Regions from separate parts of the Homo sapiens genome. Here region 1 is linked to region 2. A link is a contact called in ENCODE Hi-C data. All regions are on one chromosome and are shown on one strand. The core of a region is the stretch at or near the end of the contact, and the rest is flanking DNA. Distances in the headings are between cores, read along the strand shown. Region 1 overlaps ALOX5 (arachidonate 5-lipoxygenase). Region 2 holds the start of DEPP1 (DEPP autophagy regulator 1).

What was found. Hi-C counts contacts between places; a loop is a spot of excess contacts on that map. Pooled maps may share reads with other maps.
Region 1: a loop to region 2 is called in a pooled map, with 2.2 times the contacts of the local background. The contact joins the enhancer-like site here to the promoter of DEPP1 in region 2. A Hi-C loop is called at or near these places in 2 of 37 single-sample maps with no recorded cell type and 2 of 50 pooled maps.

The regions. Positions count from the first base shown.
Region 1 is chr10:45,417,735-45,425,593 of GRCh38, reverse strand. ALOX5 (arachidonate 5-lipoxygenase) reads right to left here. Exons shown (of 14, transcript NM_000698.5): 5 at 1,447-1,553; 6 at 462-634. Among named protein-coding and RNA genes, the nearest start is that of ALOX5, 47 kb to the right of the region's middle. RefSeq lists enhancers at 4,740-5,241, 5,270-5,961, 5,962-6,655. Within about 2 kb of position 4,958, at least 33 of the 41 ENCODE cell types and tissues checked have a DNase peak (open chromatin) inside an H3K27ac peak, as active enhancers do.
Region 2 is chr10:44,973,173-44,980,151 of GRCh38, reverse strand. DEPP1 (DEPP autophagy regulator 1) reads left to right here and starts at 1,343. Exons shown (of 2, transcript NM_007021.4): 1 at 1,343-1,534; 2 at 2,097-4,024. The coding sequence starts at 2,122. The coding sequence ends at 2,760. The region is part of intron 3 of RASSF4 (Ras association domain family member 4); the gene reads right to left. RefSeq lists enhancers at 1-447, 1,077-1,371, 3,963-4,666, 5,204-5,353, 6,303-6,964 and 1 more and a silencer at 4,924-5,143.

The sequences.
Region 1 (7,859 bases), core at 3,709-6,208, 440 kb before region 2:
CGAGAAAATCAACCATTCTGTTGGGTTTCTCCTCGTGCCCCTTTTTTATTCTCACACAAGGTCTGCTTCTTTCTCCAGTGTTCTCCCCTTTGCAAGGTGGGTGACAACTGATGACCTTGTGTGTAAAGCACCTGTCACAATGCCTGTCCCACCACAGGCCCCTAATCAAGGGTAGCTCCTGTAATTATTGATACTGATAGTGAAAATATTGACATTATGTTCCCAGACTCGAGCATCATGGAGAAACATTCCCCGCAATTCCTCCTCTGATGTTGCACAAGACAGTCTGCATAATGCCCAGGACCCTGGCTGACACTGCTGCCAGGAAAAGGAAGCGGCTGCTGTAGGCCAGATGGGCCTGCAGTTAGCGTCTTGGTGGCCTATGAGCACTGGCCAGGAGGAACTGGCTTCCACCTGACAGACTGTGACCTTGGCCACTTCCCCAGCCCATCAACCCCTACCTGGACCTCCTGCTCCAAGCTGAGCTGCCGCTCCAGGCTGCACTCTACCATCTCCGTGGTCACCGGGAGCTTCTCGGGCAGCTCTGTGCAGCGCCGGATCAACACAGGGTTGCAGCCATTCAGGAACTGGTAGCCAAACATCAGGTCTTCCTGCCAGTGATTCATGACCCGCTCTACCAGGAGAAAAGCGAGGCCCACCCTGAGCTCTGAGTAGAGGGCAGCCAGGGCCATGGCCCTCCTGACCTCACCTAAGAGCAGAGTCCCTGCTTGGTCTCCTCTCCCGAGTGCTCCCTGGATGGGCACAGCTCCAACTGCTGCCCCCTGCCCATCACTGGGTCAGGCTGTGGCACCAACTCATCATACCTGAGCTGGCCCTTCGTGGCTCAGAAGCCTCCTGGAGCACTCAGGTCCTTCAGCCCAGCATGGAGTGTCCAGGATGGAAGAAGGAGGGCGTGGAGGAGAGTCCCTGGGGGCAGTTTGCCAAGTTTGGTTCCCCATGTCCTGATTTCAGCACCTCTTCTTGTCCAGCCATTCCTGCCTTCCTAACGTCCTTCCCATGCCATGACTGGCCACTATGAAGCTAGTGCTCTCATCAAACACATCCTAGTCCAAAGGAACCCAAAGTTGCTTTTGTGTAAATACCTAAAACACAAGCCAAGTTCTGCCTTTGCTCTGTTCAGAAGCACAAATGATTGATTTGTGCCAAGAAAAAGTTCTGATACTTTTGAGACTTTTGATAGTGAAATGAGGTTGAGGGTGCTCGAGCTTGAATATCTGAGGAGGAGAAACCTCTGGGCACAAGGGTGACCACAGTGATGGTAAAAGGTGTGGAGTGTAGGGGGTGCTGTCCAGGGTGGCATGGTGGCAGCGAGGCCCCCATGCTGCAGCAGGCAGGAAGGCCCTTGTCAATTTCCCGGCAAGTATCAGACAGGAGAGCAGCATCCCCTGTCCCCAGCACCACTTGGGCCCCCAGAGGCACACTCACCAGAAATAGTGTTGCTGATCTTGACAAAGATTTTCTCAAAGTCGGCGAAGTCATTCCAAGAAGACTGGAACATGTGCATGAAGCGGTTGATGAACAGGTTCTCCATCCTGCAGACCAGGAGAGAGGTCACCTTGCGCACACTAGCCATGCCTCCCTCTGCAGAGCCCCTTCACACCAAGCTCTCAGGGGTCCTCACAACCCCCGCCCCCTCCAGGCAGCTCTGCAGAGGTAGGTGACTGGCTTTTCAGAACCAGGTCAGAAACTGGCATCTATACGGGATGCTGTTCTACTGCACCTCACCTGTCGAAGAGACAGGCCAGTACCCTCCAGAATAGCCTGCAGTGCCTTGAATTCCATTCACACATGTGTTCATTCATTCACTCATCGGGCACTTGCAGTCCCCCACTCGGTGGGCCAGTCCCTGAGAAAGCTTCTACGAACAGAGATCCAGCTGCTCTACCGTGTTGCCTGGCTTTTGGGGCGATGAACAGTTCAATTGACTTGAAAACTCATGTATTTTCTGCTAAATGGCTCCGTGTTTGGTGCTGAGGAGAAGTTTCCAAATGCTCACTGCACAGGACAAGAAAATAGAAACCCAAGGCCAGAGCTTGCTAAATTCAGAATGCAGGCTGCAGGTACTAAGGAGTGAGATGTGAGTGTATGAGCAATCCCCAGGGCTTCCTGGAGGAGGCAGGGTGTGGGATGGGTCCAGGAAAGGTGGAAAAGAGGGGAGAGACTTCCCAGGCTTCCTCCATAACCCTGCAGAGTGCAGGACAGGAGCGTGGGAGTGCTGCCCAGTGTTCACCATGACACACTGTGCCTCAGTTTCTCTCTCTGGCACACAAAAGACTGAGATTAACAAGATAGCCTGTTGCCTCTCCACCGTCAGTGCTCAATCACTGCCCACTCTTCAGCCTTGACTCTGGTTGCCCCTCAGAGCTCAGGCCTTTGCCTTGGGCCTTTGCACATCTGTTTCCTTCAGGCTGGAATGCTCTGTGCCCCTTTCTTTTCTGCTGTGGACTAAATTGTGCTCCCCAAATTCATGTGTTGAAGCCCTGACCCCCAGTGTGATGGCATTAGGAGATGGGGCCTTTGGGAGGTGATTAGGGTTAGACGAGGTCACGAGGGTGGGGTACCCGTGATGGGATTAGCATCCTCGTAAGAAGAGGAAGGCACCGAGGGCTTATTCATGCCCTGTCCCCCTCTCTCTGCCACGTGACCATGCTGTGGGAACACAGAGACATCTGCAAGCTGGGAAGAGGGCCCTCACCAGCAAGTGGATTGGCTGGCACCCTAATCTTGGACTTCTAGCCTCCGGACCTGTGAGAGACAAATATCTGCCGTTTAAGCCATCTGGTCTGTGGTATTTTGATGTGGCTGTCCCAATAGACTATGCCATTCTCTTACTGCGCACATGGGGTGTATCTGGAGGGCTCACTGGAGTGATGCTGTCTCTGTTCATTTCCTCTGTAGCTCTTACTGCAGCTTAAGTGCAAACTCACGTGTATGAATCTATGCCTGCTGCCCTATGCATGCTGAGGGCACAGTCATGCCTGCACTTTACTCAGCATTGAGCCCAGGCCTTCTAGTGTCCAGAGGGGCTCATGCAGCATCGCCTCATGGACTAAGAGGTGACCTCACCTGGTGCAGGGGACTGTGCCCGGGGCACTCCTCCAGTGGCTCCCCTTCCTGCCCACCCCTGAGGAGGCAGCCCTAGGTGGCCAGGACCCAGTGCTCTGCCTGGACCCACTTCTCAGGTGGAGCATGGCTGGGTCTGAGCTGTAGACACACACCTTGTCATGGGGAAAGCTGGGGAGTCAGGGACCTCCCCACATCCTCCTGATCCAGCAGAATGAGAGGATGGAGGCTGGGGAGAGCCTGGCTGATGGGACACAGGGCTTGGTGACATCCCAGCTCTGTTGTCTCAGGGGAATCACCCTGTGAACATGCATGAAGGCAGCAAACTGGAGCAACCACAGGGGGGAACTCCTAGGATAAGCAAGAGACACTGGGGGTCTCTCCTGCCTGCCCTGCCAGGTCTAGGGGTGCATCCAGGCAGAACAGCAATCCCCTTCCATCCTTTCTTAGCTTAGCAAATGCTTCTCTCCTTTGTCCTGGCTACCCTGGGTCTCCTAGGAGGCCATGATGCTCAGGAGAGGGTCCTGGGGCCACAAGGCTAGAGGCCTTTGTGAGTACTGTCTTTTTCTCCTCATGTGTCAGGATGAACAAGGAGCCTGCAGGTGACCGAGAGGGTGTACTGCTGGAAGTTGCCATGGCACAGCCTGGGCAGTGTGGCTGGCTTTGTGATGGGCTGCATACAGTAGGTGCTCAGTGCTACAGCACCCTGGAGCTGTCGAATAATACCAGCATCATCTTCCAGTCCTTCTGGTACCTTCTTCACTTGGATCCAGCCCCTTGTGGGGAAGGAGGGGCTTTTACACAGGTGCTTGCTTCCAGGGAGGCTGCTGTGGTCTCACCATGGCTACGACCAGCAGCCAGGCACTGGAATACCCAGAGAAGCTTCTTTCAGCCTTGCTGCCTCCTTCCTCCCCCAGCACCCCTCGTCAGCTGAGTGTTCTGGGCTAGGAATGCTTGTCAAGCTGGAGGGGTAAACCTCACTGTAGCATCTGGTGTCAGTCTGGGTGGGGAAAAGAACTTATTTCTGGGAGATGAGAGGCCTACGCAGGCCCCGAGAGCCCTGTAGGGCCTGAAGATGGCCCAGTGCCAGAGGGTGCCCCAGAAAGAGGTCCTGTGCTGGGGCACCTGAGGTCCCGGGTGGTCCCTTGCCCCTGTTCTTTGGAGGAACCAGGAGTGAGTCACCAATTACCCAGCTGGGTCTGTTTGACCTCAAAACAGGAGGTTTACTCTGAAAACAGGGTGGGTCTGGTAGTTCTCAGAAGAAGCCACAGATGTAGGAAGAAGTGGAGTTAGGAGGAACATATTTACATGTCATCTAGAGGCAAAATATTTCTATATCCTTACAGATAACTGGAATATTCAGGGCTTCGAAGACCCGCTTTTGTAAAAAGAAGGACCCTGCAAGCCAGAGAGGGCACCAGGCTTTTTCAAGGCCACACAGGCAGGTAACAGCCACCTTGATCACCTGGCCTAGGGGCAGTGACCTAGCTTTCTCCTGCATCTTCAGCTTTCTCCTGTGCCAAACTGTGGCCCAGGCTGGGCACCAGCTGTTGGCCATGTGCCCGGTGAGCCCCCCACCCCTCGCCCCTACTTCTCCCAGGACGGGCCGCATTTCTGCACTGTCCCGCCTCACTGGGAAGGAAACTCTCTTTCTCAATTTGCTTTAATGAGGCCATTGAGGTTCACCTAACCTCTGTCTCCCTGCTCTTTCCTTCTGCTACCAGCTTTTCCATTTTTTACGCCACAGTTGTGCTGTGCAGGGCAGGAGCAAAGCCTGCTGAGGAGGGCTGGCCCCCTTCCAGGTACAGCAGGTGGCTAGGAGGAACTGCGTGCCAGAATTACTCAGAAGCAGCGGCGAGGAAACCAAGCTGTCGCCAGCCAGAGGTTTAACGGGGAAGGCCTCCTCGGTGACTTCAGCCAAGTTTCAGTTTCCTGCCAGTGGGCACTGAGTTTAACCCACTCTAGGCGGGGAGTGTAGCCATCCAGATTTTAGCAAGGGCCCCAGGGGATTCTGACGCAAGCTATACTTTGAGAACCACTGCTGAAGAGTTTGCAATGTTTTCCAAATTAATTTGACTACAGAACAAATCATTTTTTTGAGGGAAACATGACTTCATGCTTTGTATTAACTCTTGGTCTTATTTTATGATGCATTTTTAACAACATGATGCTACCTTAGCAAATAAAATTGAAATTTTCTAGCCTCGTCTGATTTTTAGATGGGATACCACCCTACATTTTCCAAACAAATTTATTTTACAATGGGACACATCCCTGATTTCATAACAAAATTTAATGAAAGTCAATATGTTTTATAGGCATCAGTTAATAGAAGGGGATTATTTTTTAAATTTCCAAGGATTTCAGAGGCTTTCGGGTAGCATTTGGGAAGTTAAAAGTGGGAGAATCCTACTTGTGTCACAGGAAAAGTGGTTCCTATGAGTGCTTTGGTGACTTGGGGCCAAATGGTTTCTGAGTTGGGATGACGATAAGAGGGGATGTGGTCTTCTTCCCATATACAAACCCACGCTTTGCTTTCCAGTGCCAGGCCAGCAGGCCCCCTCCTCTTCCGGCCTCTCTTTCCTCCGCCATCACTTCTCCCGATCCCCAGCCTGGGTCCTCACCCTTCCTCCTGCTGCTACGTCCCTCCCTTCCTCCACAGGCACCCTGCCCGTCCACTGAGCTCAGGGCCCTTCTCTCCTGGCCTGGCCCCTCCGCAGCCTTCCTTGCCTGGGGGATATCGCTCCTTCCCTACACCCCTGGTGCCTTTTGAAACAGGGTCTCACTCTGCCGCCCAGGCGGGAGTTCAGTGGCGCAGATCACTGCAGCTTCCACCTCCCCGGCTCAAGCGATCCTCCCGCTCGGGAATCCCCGAACACTGGGATTACAGGCGTGAGCCTCCGCACCCACTCCCTACCGATCATCCCCCTTCAGGACGCTGCCATCCATGTAGCTGGGTCGTCTGGAGCACGGGGCATGTGGCTGGCCTGCGGGGCTGGGGGAGGGCCGGTGGGAGTGGCTGCCCTCAGAGCCCACCCCCTAGGCCTCTGCCTGCCCCCAGGTTCCCTCTCCCCCGTCCCTTGTCGGGAGTCACTCGTCAGCTTCTCTTCTCAGCCCGGCTGCGCAGCGCTCTCAACCCAACCCCTGGACTCATCTTCGCCCCAGCCTCCTTCGTGCCCAGCGTCCCTTGTAAATGACCCCCCCGGCCGGGTGCCCCGCTTTCTCTCTCGGCCTCTTCCGCGTGGTCTGCTCTCCGCCCGCCTGCGCTCGCCCGGCCTCCCTGCCTCTGCGCCTTCACCTGACCGCAAAGGCGGCCAGGGCAGCCTCCGCGCGGCCTGACAGTCACGGCTCCCAGTTTGTCCCTGGACGTGGGAAACTCGGGCTCATAGCGCCTCTACGTACACTGCGGCACAGACTGGCGTTTCCTACGGCGCCTTCACTGGAAAGCGCCCCTGTGGTCCTGGGGAGAGGGCGGCTCCATCCGCCACCCTTCCCGGAGCTGCCCCCGCCCATTCTCATGGGAGGAAATCGCAGGGCGTGTGAGCCCCCGACCCCTCGCCCCCACCTCTTCCAGGACCGGCCGCATTTCTGCACTGTCCCGCCCCACTGGGAAGGAAACTCTCTTTCTCAATTTCCTTTAATGAGGACATTGTCTTTTCAGCCCTGCCACCCCCTGCAATCGTCTTCCAGGCTGCAAACAGCGAGTGGGGAGGTGAACACATCAGCTTTTCCTCCCTCCACACCACCAGGAAATTTCGCAAACCACTTGGCTCTCGGCGGCCTGGCCTCGCCACACCTGTGCCCACAGTCTCTCTCCGCTGCAGCCCCCTGTGCCATTCTCCAGGCCCCACGTACCTCTGCCTGGGCCCAGTAAGACCTGGTCAGATGGCCCCCGGCTGCAAAGCCTTCCTGGGCCCCATCAGAGAGGACGCCCAGGTGAAGCGAGGGTCCCCTGCCCACCCTGCAAGCGCAGGGGCCCTTCCAAGAGTGCAGCCCTAGGCCGGTGTGTGATGGTGGAGACGCGGTCCCAGAGGGCCTGAACCAAGAATGGAGAAGACAAAGGCTGTCTTTAGGGAGAAACTTCCCTGAGGGGCTGATGTGTGCGATCCCATTTTAATCTCACAACCCTGGGGAGGAGCTGGGGCCGGGTCTCATTGTTCATTTGAGGACACCGAGGCTCAGGGAACTTAGACGACTTTCCTAGGGTCCCCCCAACCCCCACCGGCCCAGGGCCCTCTCCCAGGCACCCCTCATCCCCACACAGGCTCCTCTAAGCTGCTTCCTTGTGGTCCAGCCCCCTTGGCTCAGCTCCTCAAATACAGGGACACCTCTTCTCTCCCCCGCAGAACTCAAGGGTCTCCATCCACTGTGCCAGCACAGAGGCGGTGCTCAGAGTGGGGCTAAGCTTACTGTCCAGCCTGCTGGGCCAGGAGGGGCAGAAGGGCCCCTCTCAGGATTCCTTCGCTCTGCTCCTGCCAATAGGCCATCACTCAAGGGGCTAATGACAGGACGATGTGGAGAAACGTGGGCTGCAGCACTTCTGGGGCCAAGGGCAGGGTGGGCGGCACTGGGGAGTACAGGGGAGGGGACCTCACTGGGGCCAGAGGCTTCTAGAAGCTTCTGCAAGAAGGGGCCCCTCACCCATGTCTTGGCCAAGAAGTGGGGAGGGTGGGTGTGGCAAAGGAAACAGCTAGGTCAGAGACAAGAGATGCTCTGCAAAGCCCTGCTGGCTCCCCACGGTGGAGCATCCTATGCATGTAGGACCTGAGAGATGG
Region 2 (6,979 bases), core at 94-2,593:
CTTGCCTAGGGAGTCTGGGGTCTGCCCAGTACTCAGAGCTCAGGCTTGGGCTAACTCTCAAGACTCCTCTTTCTCCCCCACCTGCAGCACAGGCAGGCGTGTTCCAGGTGGGGCTGTGGCTGGGGCAGAGGATCTGTGGCCTGTCTGGGGAGTGCAGGAGCTTCCCAGGGGCTGCCTCTCTCATCCTTGGCAGCCTCCTTTGCTGGCATGGTCACTCCTGGACAGATGCAGTGGCTTTCTAATGTTGCCCAGGTGCTCCTTGGCAGCCCCCCAGCCCCAGCCCCAGCCCAGTCCCAGCAGCTGCAGCGATCCTTTGAAGCAGAAGCCAGACTGCAGTGCCCTTGTTCAAACCCTGCAGTCTTTCCCTCCCTCCTAGAGGGAAACACAGCATCCACCCCAAGGTCCACTGACCCCCTCCTACATGGGCCAGTCTGCAGGCCCCTTGCTGTGCCCTGAGCATGTCTGTCCGGCGCGCCCTCACCACAGGGGCTTTGCACGTGCTGCCCCTGCCACCTGGAATGTGCATTTTCCCATTTTTTTCAGGTTTCTGCTCCAATATCTGCTCTTAGGGAAGACACCCCTGACCACTGTACCTGTGGCGGCAGCCCACCACAGCATGCCACTGCGCTGCTTTCCTTCAGGCAGTTCTTGCTGTTGCCTGAATCACAGCACCCATTCATCTCTGGCTTGATCTCCTCCCTTACTAGAATATGAGCTCCAGGGGGCCACACCTTTGTCCGCTGCTACGTTTGCTGTGCTTAGTGCATTCACAGCACACACTAGCACCTCATATCTGGTGAACAAGTAAACAAACAAATCCTCCGAAAGCACCCCATCTGGGGTGTAAGAAGACCAGGGTCAGACCCCGCAGACCGCCCTTGGTCCCTTGCGAGCAGGGTGTGTCTCTCCTAGGAGCAGGCCTAGGGACCCAGCCTCAGCTGCCTCCAGACTGGGGTCCTGTGCTGCTGATTTTTCATCAAAGTTGCCAAGGACCTGGCCCAACTTCACAGGAGTCATGATGGGGTGGTGTAACACAGAGTGGGAAACAAGCTTTGGGGCAGGGGTGGCCCTGGGGCTACCTGTGAGGGCCCAGTGGAACCCCTCCCTCTCCCAGTGCCCCTACTTGACCAGCAGTGAACCCACCCCTTTCCTGCCCTGCAGCGTAAACATTCCCCAGCCTCCTACAGGCAGAAAAACACCTCCAAGCTGGCAGCTGGGCCAGGCCCCGCCCACCAAGCTGTTTTCCTAAGACAGCCTTCCGAGCAGGCTATTTTTGGCCCTCGTGACAGTGATTGATAGCTGCTGGGAAGGTATAAAAGCAGCTTGCCTGCGAAGGTTCTTCACACTGCTCAGGGAAGAGCCTGCTACGGTGGACTGTGAGACTCAGTGCACTGTCCTCCTCCCAGCGACCCCACGCTGGACCCCCTGCCGGACCCTCCACCCTTCGGCCCCCAAGCTTCCCAGGGGCTTCCTTTGGACTGGACTGTCCCTGCTCATCCATTCTCCTGCCACCCCCAGACCTCCTCAGCTCCAGGTAAGAGAGAGCAGCTGCCCTTGGGTTTGAGACAAAACACAAGGGCTTTGTTTATTTTTGAGGGCAATTCCCAGCCTGAACTTGCACAGCCTCCCTATGGGTTAGAGACCAGGGCTGTCTGTAGAGGGCTTTGCATTTATAAAGGGATTCAGGGGTTATTTCATGCATTTCCTACAACATCCCGGCCAGGGGTATTTATAACCCTGTTTTATGGATGGGTAAGTGGAGGCCTGGAGAGGTGGCCTTGCCAAAGGTCCCATGGTCAGTGCGTGGCCGATCCTGGTTTTAAACCCAGCCTTCCTCTGACCAGTGTTTGTTAGGTTAGGTTCTCTTATCTGTGCACATTCTGAAACGATAATGATAAAATCTTAAGCCTTTGGGGTTTTTAACCTGAACAGGAAGAAAAGATCCCAGCAGTCGGAGCTCTGGTCTGGGCTCTGTAGACTTCAAATTGCTCTCAGGGCACCGGATTCCTACAGGCAGCCCCAGAGGAGTGTGGTGACGCTGAGGGGCGGTGGGACGCATGGCAGGCCCTCACCACCAGGCTTCTGTTTCCCAACAGGTTGCCACCTCCTCTCGCCAGAGTGATGAGGTCCCGGCTTCTGCTCTCCGTGGCCCATCTGCCCACAATTCGGGAGACCACGGAGGAGATGCTGCTTGGGGGTCCTGGACAGGAGCCCCCACCCTCTCCTAGCCTGGATGACTACGTGAGGTCTATATCTCGACTGGCACAGCCCACCTCTGTGCTGGACAAGGCCACGGCCCAGGGCCAACCCAGGCCACCCCACAGGCCAGCCCAGGCCTGCCGGAAGGGCCGCCCTGCTGTGTCCCTGCGAGACATCACCGCACGTTTCAGTGGCCAGCAGCCCACACTGCCCATGGCTGATACTGTGGACCCCCTGGACTGGCTTTTTGGGGAGTCCCAGGAAAAGCAGCCAAGCCAGAGGGACCTGCCAAGGAGGACTGGCCCCTCTGCTGGCCTCTGGGGTCCACATAGACAGATGGACAGCAGCAAGCCCATGGGGGCCCCCAGAGGGAGGCTCTGTGAAGCCAGGATGCCTGGGCATTCCCTGGCAAGACCACCGCAGGATGGGCAGCAGAGCTCTGACCTAAGAAGCTGGACTTTTGGGCAGTCTGCCCAAGCCATGGCCTCCCGCCACCGCCCCCGCCCCAGCAGTGTCCTCAGAACACTCTACTCGCACCTCCCGGTGATCCATGAACTCTGACCCCTCCCCAGTAAAGGCTTCTGTAGAGAGCATGCTGGGTCTGCATCTCCTCTCGTCTCCTCCATGGTGGTCACTGCCCCTGGCAGGTCTCTGAAAGGGAAATGCTTTTCTGCAGAGGCCCCTGCTTGGGCAGTTCACAGTGAGACCGACCCCCTCTGAATATGATAACAGCCTGTTTCACATGAGGAGATGTTACCAATCCCGTTCGCTCTGACCCTTGCTGGCTGATCACCTTGAGCAACTTACTTAACATCTGTGTTCCTCAGTTTCTCATGGGTAATATAGGGATAATTACTGGCACCTGCCTCCCAGGCCATTCTGACGTGTAACCGCATATAGGAGCCCACTGGCTGAGTAGCTACCATCATCGCTGGTGGGGAAACTGGTGGTAGGGGTGTGAGGGTAGTGGGGGTGTCAGCCCCCCAGGTGTTTCAGAACAAGGCCTCGGGCACTCCCAAGTCTGCCTCTTGGCTCCCACCCTCAAAGCCCATGTTCTGTGAGGCCCAAGAGAACACATGGAGTCTTAGCAAATGCACTAATGTATTCCGGGGGACTGTCACCTGGCACCACTGGGGCACTCTGCTGGCTACAACTCATACGTCCTGTGGTGGCATTGGGAGAGTTCCCCCATGATGAGGGCCAAGATAGAATCTGTACCACTCAGTGCTACCATCCCCACCCCTACACCACTTCCACACAGGGGCCTCATGGCATGGTCAGGGTCCCAGCTGTGGGTGAGAGCAGGGCACTGTCCAGCTGTCCACTGGGGAAGTCAAGATGTCCTAAGGCCCAGGTCAGGGCATCTGGAGTCTGAAGGACCCTAGTTCCTAGAGGCATCTGGCAGCAAGAAGGTGAGGCATCAGGGAACGGGAATCAGGCTGGGACTGATCAGAGGTGAAGGGACAGAGAGAGGAGAGGAGGAAGATTGAGCTGGGGGCAACAGCCAAGCTCACCTGGGCAGGTCTCTGCCACCTCCTTGCTCTGTGAGCTGTCAGTCTAGGTTATTCTCTTTTTTTGTGGCTATTTTTAATTGCTTTGGATTTGTTAAATGTTTTCTGTCTTCTGTTAAGTGTGTTTTCTCTGGAGATAGAATGTAAACCATATTAAAAGGAAAAAGTTTCAGACAAGCAATTACCCAGTTTCCTTATCTATAAAATGGGGACATCAGCAATGTTCTTCACACCCTGCAAGGGCTGGGAATCTGCGCATGTGAACTTGGAGCTGCATTTATGAGCACTGTAGACAAATGTTTGTATCTGTCACAGCCCACTGTGTCTCTGTGGTGGTCTCAAACCTGCAGGTCCCTGACTTTGGGCAAACGTGTGGGGCAGCCTTTAGCCGGGGCAGCCTTTAGCCAATCATCATCCTCGGGAGAGATCCAGAGGGCCCACCCACCAAGGCAGAGGGGTTGAGGTCCGGGCTTGCTGGGCCCAGCCTCACTACAGCCCCTTCTGCAAAGCATCATGAAACGGGGTCAGAGGGAGAGTCCGGCAACTAGGATGAGGTCAGCAGACTCCCCTATGCTCAGAAGCCACCTCGCTGCATCTGGGGAGGTCTGGCAGTTTGAGGAGACCATCCCCGGGCTTCCTCACTAATACCCAGCTGTGTGAAAGAGGTCAATGGCACCTTTGGAAGGCGCTCCCTCCCAGTAGAATACAGGTTTGTGGTTGGGGCTTCTGGCAGTGTCCCAAGCTCCTGCAGAGAGGCCCAGGGGAATTCCTTTCCCTTCAAGCTAAGCCTCCTGGTGGGGCCCTTGTAGAGCAGTTACATTCTCCTTCCTTCTTGCCACTGGGGTGGGGGTGGGGAGAGTGGAAAGGGAGGTAGAGAGGGGAGTGGAGGTGGGGGTGGGAATGGAGAGGGGAGTGGGGCTGGGGGTGGAGAGGGGACTGGAGAAGGGAATGGAGAGGGAAGTGGGGGTGGGGGTGGGAGGTGGAGAGGGGAGTGGGGGTGGGGGTGGAAGGTGGGGATGGGAGGCGAAGAAGGGAGTGAGTGGGACACAAGGCACTGCCCAGAGCGGGCAGGCTGGGAAGCGCTTTGCGGCTCCCAGAAAACAGATGTTCGTGGGGCTGGCCAGTCACTCCAGGGGCCAGTGGTCTGCCAGGCCTTCGGAGAGGGGACGGGGCAACTCTCTCAAGGCGGGATGCTGGTTTTCCGCACCCCTGGGAGAGACGGAGCCCCCGGACCAGGGGAAGCCCCTTCCGTTTCTCTCATTGCTGAGGGGTCCCTGGGCCGAGGAGCGGGACTGGATGTGGAGCGCGCCCGCGGTCACCAGGGGGCGCCCCGGAGCCTCGGCGCCGCGCCCCAGGCGGGCGGGGCCGGCACACAGTCCCCAGAAAAGGTCCTGCCGCCTGGGGCTCACTTGCTTGTCCAGAGCCATGGGTTTACACAAGGACATTTCCGGGCGGTCCTTTTTTCTTTTGAGATACCAGCCAGCCTGGCTAAAGCCCTTTGCCATCTTCAAAAGGCACAGATTGTTCCCCGTTGCTCAGGCTTTTTGTTGTAATACAAGCAAAATTATCCCAAAGGCGAGGTTCATGATACAGGAAGTCGGCGCCTCAGCCTCCAGAGATGGCGTCCCTCCTCTAGCCCCTCGGAAGCGGGGAGAAGGCTCACAAGGAGCCGCTGGTCCCAGGGCGTGACGCTGGCCCCAGAGCGTGGCCCTGCCCACCTTCGGAGAAGTGGGATGAGACAGTGGAGGAGAAGGCACCCCAAACCGTACTGCTAAGGCTGCCGGTGCTGCGGGTGAGGGGCAGTGACAACACGGGGGGGTCTCTTTCAGGCGGCTCTGGGAGCGCGCCCCGGGTGGTGAGCCCTTCGCCAGCCTGAGAGCCCCTTAGCTTGGGGCTCAAGGGCAACAAACAGCACCCTGTGTCCCTGAGACCTGTTCACTGATACTGGGTGGAGACCTCCAAAGCCTAATGGAAACGGTATTGCTGTTTTGTAAGTGGCTGTGAGCTTGGGGCCATGGCCAGCACCTTTCATTTACTGCAATGTGACCTTGGACTAGAGACTTAAACTCTGGGAGCCTCCATCTCTTTGCCTGGAAAATAATCATTCCTATATCACCTTATATTAAACAAAGGAGAGGCAAAGTGCCTGGTGCATTGGAGGTTCTCTGGGGAAGTGTCTGTTCCTCTTGTCTGCCCAGCCCTTGGGGCCTGTGGTGCCTGAGGAGAGACTGGCCTGGGATGGCCCTGCCCCTGCAGCAAGTGCCCAGTGGCCCAGGAGGTCGTGGTGGGTGCATCACAGGGTGGCAGTGAGACCTGGAGGGGCTTGGTGCCCCAGGGACCAGTTGTGCCTATCAGTGTCACAGCCTAAAGCCTCGTCTTATGTGGTAATTGCGACCCAGCAAAAACACACACTTCTTCAGGCCGGTACCGGTACCCTGGGCTGTTAAGGCTACAGAATTTTCCTGAAAGGTACTTTCTGACTCCATGGAGACCGGGTCAAACCCTTACACTTTCTTCAGCGTTAGGGACAGGAAAATCCCCCTAGTGGGTTAACTTTCTATCATTAAGGGCTGTCAAGAACACCTCTTCCCAGCCCGAGAGTCCCCTACTTCTCTATGTGGGCTGTCCCGCAGCATACACCAACACACACAAACCACAAACGCAGGGTGGAGGCTCTTGGGGCTTCCCGCTCCCGCGCCCCTGCCCCCGACAACTGTTCCTACAGAGGGGATTATCTTGGGGAATCCCGAGTGCCAAAACTAAGCTCTTACTAGTGGTTTTCAAACTTGACCTTCCACCAGAATGCCCTGGAGGGCTCCTTAAAACTTGGACGGGAAGACTAAGTGTTTTCGGTTCAGCAGGCTGGGAGAGGGGCGTGGTAGGAATTTGCATATCTAACCAGTTCCCAGGGCAGCTGGTGCTTGGACCACCTGTGGAAAGCCACCTGGGATTTAGATCAATCCCTGAACAGCCAGAGCTGAAGAACAGCAGTGACCACACCCCAGGCCTCCACCAGAAGATATGAAGTGGCGTGTGTTAACAGCACAGGTGGAAATCCCTGTGGTGCCATCACCCTCTCCCCAATGCCTCCCTCTACCCAGCACACTGGAGCTCAGGACCGAGGACTCACCCCAACTCTCTCCAGGCCTACACCTGCTGCTTAAGTCACCCACCAACTCTGCACAGGGACCCACAGGGTGCCCGGCCTGGGGAGTGCAGGATGGGGGCAGGCAGGGTGAGACAGGTGTCACAGAAGTGAGCATGAGGAG